2 separate regions of the Homo sapiens genome follow, and region 1 is linked to region 2. Evidence: read pairs that join two places in POLR2A ChIA-PET (ENCODE). Cell type or tissue: OCI-LY7. All regions are shown on one strand. Each heading gives the region's core, and the rest is flanking DNA. Links, peaks and the distances in the headings are about the cores only. Region 1 overlaps GPC5 (glypican 5). Region 2 overlaps GPC5 (glypican 5).

Region 1 (2,936 bases), core at 273-2,772, 190 kb after region 2:
AAATATCTAACAGACAACAGGCTGATCAAAAAGCATTCAGTTTACATTCATCCTCAGAGCCCTGCGGTGGGTATTTAATATTTCTCTGCTTATATAATAAATGTAAGAGACTGGAAGATACATTATCTCACTATCTGGGGAGGAGAGGAGAGTATCACACAAGAATGGGAGATCTCTGGGCCAGAGAGAATGAGCTGAGAATGGCGGCTTCATGGATTGATGTTGGAGGGCTGAAAAAGACTTGCAAAAATAGAAATCAACATTCAATTTGAAATTATTGAAAGTATGTGGTCTTTAGACTTTGTCTTCCTCTATAATCATCATTTCATAAAAGTTATTTTACACATACATCATGAGTGGGTTGCATGTATATAATGTGTGTGTGTTTTGGGAACTGGAAATTGAGAAAAAAATCATATACAGCTAATATGACAGGAAAGAGGCAGACAACAGCAAATTTTTTAAAAGCAAGGGAGCAGAGGTAGGAGTGACTATGTGACTGCAAGCCTTGGGATGTGCAGAAACTTCGTGGGGAGCTTGGATTTCTATAGCACATAAAAAGAAATTCCAATTACTTTAGTTAAAACTTTAAGATGTAGAAATCCAATGTGATATCTGTACCTAGGACAGAAATTTTAAATACATACAAAATACAACATGGTATACATCCTCTAAGTGTGTACACATGTTGGTATGATTTATTCATAAGGGAAAATAAATAAAATACAAAATAAAGAACTGCATGTGAAGTGATATGCAGACACCCTAATAATCAGAGAGGACCACACATTTAGAAAACAAGATACAACATCATTATCAGTTCAGTAAAACTTTTAAAATTCTGACAATACTTAAGTGTTAGGAAAAATGTGAAAATATGACAATGCACACAAACCACTAGAGTGAGTTTCAATTGGTTTTGCTACTTAGAAGAGCAATTTTAGTAAATATCTAGTAAAGTAAACAAGTGCATAGCCTATAAACCACAATTGTGCTTCTATGTGTGAACCCTGGAGAAACAAGCACTCACGGAGATATCAAGAATGTTCACTGCAACATTTTAAGTGCAAAAATAGGTTACAAATTATTAAAATATCCATCAACAGAAGAATGAATAAACGTCACATATTTATAAAAATGAATTTTATAAATCAAATTAAATGGATAAAAGGGATGGATAGATAGACACACAGATTAATCTCAAAAACATAACTAGTTGTAATCTCCCAAATGTCCTGTCCTTTACTCAACACATAAGTAGCGTTCAAGAGTCATTTCTATGATTCCCTCTGCATAAGATTAAATGAATATAAGCATGGCTGTAGTCCCAGCTCAGGAGGCTGAGGTTGGAGGATTATTTGAGCAACAGAGTTTGAGCCCAGGGGTTTGAGAAATTGAATATCTTATTTTAAAAAGCAGGTGAATCTAGAATGAGAATATAAATATAATTTATGTATTTTCTTCCTTTATGCTAACAGATACTAGCTACTGTTAGGGAAGAAGAAAGGAGGGAAGGAGAGAGAGAATCTCTTGTTTTATTTCACAAGTCTTCTTGCTAAGTATCATTCATTTATTCATGCAGTTCATTTAATTATATTTGCTGAGTATCTGCTCTGAGTTTCAAAAATTAAAAACAAATAGCAAAATGATAAATATCTGATTAAATGTCAATTCATCTAGCCAATAGATGTACAGTTCTTACATTGAAAAGATTTAACTGAAAGTGTATTTAATATAAAATCAAGAACTGTTTCACCAGCTATAAGCAAATTACTGTGCTTGCAAGATGAGATTACCATAGCCATAGGTGATATTATCATAACTATCATCTGTCAGAATTAAAACAACTAAAAGTTTACTTCTTAGAGTTTAAAAAAGAAACTTGGAAAAGTAAACCTGATCTTAGATCTATAGTTAATATTTTTCTACTATTGATATTATTTCATATGAAGCAAGCTTTATTTCCAGCTGAAAAGTAATTTAAGCTCTTGCAACTTTTATCTAGAACAGGAAAATTGCTTGGTTTCTCATAATTAATATAAGCCTGTTGACGCCGATTCAAAAGAAACAATTTTTAACATTGCAGAGATAAAGGACAGTTGAATAAAGACCAATTGCACTGATAGCTGCTGTATTAGATAACACACTAAACCATGCACTGCCTAAAACTGAACAAGGAAAAGAATGCAATCCCATTCAGCATGCCACTGACATAAACACTATCATGTGCCCCTTTATAGTTTAGAAATTAATAAACTAATAAATATGTCGGCATATTAGGAGTCTGAATGATCCAGTAAAAGTATAATGGATTTAACATTTTGACACTGTGTACAATCTAAGTACCTAATGATGCTGGCACCCAGTAGGTGCTCAAAAGATATATTAAATGCATCAACAGAGGAATAAAAGAAAGGAAGAAGGAGGAGGGAGGGAGGAGAGAGGAAATGAATCTCTCATTTTATTTCTGAACCATTTTCTTGCTAAGTACCATTCATTCATTCATTCCTTTATTCATATAGTTAATTTACTTACATTTGCTGTATATCTGCTCTCAGTGCTACACATAGAAATAAGTCTCCCCAACACTACCAGCCTAGGCTGCCTGTTCTCTTAATCTTGATCAAGTAATTCTTAATGTTAAAAATAGCAATACGCCTTTATTCTTCCTAGGAAAAATTTTAAATATAGTCCATTTCTGTAAAGTATAGCTGAAGTGACTTAAATAAGATTAATGTGCTCTATGCTTGATATTGTAACATTTATATAAATCTATTTGTCTTCATATTCATTAATATATTTGAATATTAACTATATCCTGTGTCTTTTGCTATATATATACATATATACTTTAGTTTTACAGTAGCAGCTATACGATAGCTATACACTTTACAGTAACCAGTATCTGTTAGCATAAAGGATAAAAATCCGTAAGT
Region 2 (2,936 bases), core at 289-2,788:
TTTAGTTGATTCACAGTTCCACAGCGCTGGGGAGGTCTCAGGAAACTTAAAACCATGGAAGAAGGGAAAGCAAACAGGTCCTTCTTCACACGGTGGCAGGAAGGATAAGTGCCAAGCAAAGGGTGAAAAGCCCCTTATGAAACCATCAAATCTCATGAGAACTCACTCACTACCATGAGAACAGCGGCATGGGGGTAACCGCTCCCATTATTTGATTACCTCCCACTGGGTCCCTCCCATGACACATGGGGATTATGGGAACTACAATTCAAGATGAGATTTGGGTGGGGACACAGCCATCCCATATTCAGAGTCCACACTCTTGATACCGCACTGTACTGATTCTCAAGTTGTACTGATTCTCATAGTGGGAAGGATGTTTTCCTTTTGCTCTGTCTCCACAGTCCTCACACACAATGCCTGGCACAGGAAAGATGCTCAATAAATTTATGAGAAAATCAATGGTGGTAATATATCTGAGTGTACGTGTGTGTGTGCATGCATGTGTATGTATGTTTTATGGCAAAAAAATCTGTAAGACTATACAGTAAAAAGTTAACAGTAACTATTTCTGGATGCCAGAGTTATAGAAAATTTACTAATTTTTTTGTTTCTGTGAGCCTATACTTTCTACTTTTTACAATAAATATGTTATAAAATAAAATAATAAAAGTAATCTGAAACTTAAAAGGCCTTATGGATCATTGTTTCAAGAAGAATCAATTTATATATATCAAAAAATACAGCTGAATTTTCTGTTGTTTAAGATGTAAGAGTGACAATCTCATATTTTACTTTAGTTTTTAAATGGCACTTAATTCACTTCTCCACTCCAGGAAAAAAAAAACCTGTCTTAATACAATTAAAAACAGTATCATTTTGCTTTTCATGGAAAGATAAACAGTGCCACTCTTCCAATAAATCTTTATGCCCAACACATTGCACATGTGCTCCAGTGTCTAGGATCATGCCTGACATAAAATCAATTTGTAATAAATGTTTGATAAATGAATGAAAAGGCTAAAGGGAAGCATCCTGGAATCAGGATAGCACTGTGTATGCTAAAGTATTTTTCATACTAGCATACAACACTAGTATATAATCTTATTAAGAAGTTCTAAGAAAAAGGGATCACCACTGAGTGAGTAACAATTTAAAGAAAGCAACACAGAGGAGGCTCCTTTAGCAGCAGCAGCAATTACCTTTCAAATTTCATGACTGACTCTGCAATCAGAGAACAGGATTACAGGCTCTCATTATTGGCCTCAAATTTACTTAAGTGTATATGTTTCTTTAGAGGATAGTTGTATAGTCCCTTATACAGTGTGTTAGAAAGAGTCCTCTAGGAAACAGATGCCAAGATGGGAATGACTAATTTGCAAGAATGTTATTAGGGGATGTGCCAATGAAAGAAAATTGAGAGGGAGCCAGGAAATGCTGGCAGAGCTTTCAGACCATGCTACAGGCATGACCCAGGCTGCAGGAGAGAGGAAGGGAGGGTTAGAGGAAAGGTTCTAGTCTGCTGTGTAGTCTAAAGAAGATTCAGCAAAACTGTAAGGGCAGCCTGGAGCCAAAGTCAGTAGTCATGGAAGTCCCGTTTTTCCTAGGAACAGGCCAGACTTAGCATCCCTGCCACATCACAGATGCCCGACAGGGGGCAGCACGGAAAGGTGTGGCCTCAGGAGGAATGCAGAAATGATGTCAGAGCTCTGGGCCTGGGCCCTCAGTCAGGTCAGCTTGCTGGAGTTGGAGGTCTGCAAGGCCATTGCCATCACTACTACACATAGAATGTAAATCTAAAAGGTTCTATTAAATAAAACATTCAGAGATAACTTTTTGTTTTAAATAACGACAAGAAACATCGGTTTAATAACAGGGTCAAGCGTGGAATGTGAAACCTGCTGTCGATGACAGTGCTAACCTATAGAACTTCACCATGCACTTTTTCCATGAAGCAATCAGCATCTTTCATGGCTGATTTATACAGAGGTGCACATTATATTTATTAATGTTTGCCACATGTATACCCTGCACAAAAAAAACAGGGTAAGCCCTTAAATATTACATGAATGAATGCCATAGGTATGTATTTCACACACACACACACACACACACACACACACACACACACACACGCATATATATATTATCCTTAGCAAGTTGTTTCTCTTATAAATATTTTATTTCATTACCTTGTTTTAATATCTTATTTTTAATGGATAATAATGATTTTATGGATGTTATAAAAGATTAAAATAAAGTTAATATTTTCAAAGTGTCTGATGATGACTGATAACTTGAATTACAGAAGCTTCCTAATTCTTCTCCACTTTTACATACATCCACCCATGCTCTGTGACAGACACATGCACACATTCTCATGAATTCTATACCTCTTTGAAGTCTTGTTTCTGATCACATTTATATCCTTTCCCAAACACCTAGATCATGTTGTCTTGTAGAGTAGATTTGGGACTTTTTATATGCTATACCAGAAGCATATATTTAAGGTAGAATCAACCTTTCTATGTCTTTTATGTATCAGATTACCTACCTGCTTGCTGGGCTAACAGTATGTGCTCATTAAATATTTTATTGACTGAAGAAAATAAAGCCATTAAACCATTATGTTAGATCAAGAATTTGCAGTTCTTTATTTCATTTTGTCATTTAAAAAATATAATTTATATTCTTAATTATTTAAAATCATAACAATTTTGGATAGGTATCTAAATGTAGATAACTATATATATAGTATAATCATATTTAATTTTCTGATGTATAAATTATACTGATAACCATAACACAAAATTTATTTCATTGTAAATTTTACATATAACAACAAACAGTAAAAACACATTTCCTTAAATGTTAAAAAAATATATATTTTCATCCAACCATAAGAAGGGTTCCTTTTCCAAATCAGGAATCCTTAA

The links. ChIA-PET counts read pairs that join two places held together with the same protein. Peaks named below come from ENCODE experiments on the same cell type or tissue, not always from the same donor. Only the 100,000 strongest peaks of a DNase experiment are listed, where the experiment ranks them.
Region 1: POLR2A ChIA-PET joins it to region 2 with 5 read pairs; 3 of 35 experiments call an interaction of 5 or more read pairs at or near these places.

Annotation. Positions count from the first base shown.
Region 1 is chr13:91,453,283-91,456,218 of GRCh38, reverse strand. The region is part of intron 2 of GPC5 (glypican 5); the gene reads right to left. Among named protein-coding and RNA genes, the nearest start is that of GPC5, 56 kb to the right of the region's middle. In OCI-LY7, for the core only: no CTCF peak of the experiment used is centred there; no DNase peak of the experiment used is centred there.
Region 2 is chr13:91,646,270-91,649,205 of GRCh38, reverse strand. All of the region lies in intron 2 of GPC5 (glypican 5), which reads right to left. Among named protein-coding and RNA genes, the nearest start is that of GPC5, 250 kb to the right of the region's middle. In OCI-LY7, for the core only: no CTCF peak of the experiment used is centred there; a DNase peak (open chromatin) is centred at 1,665.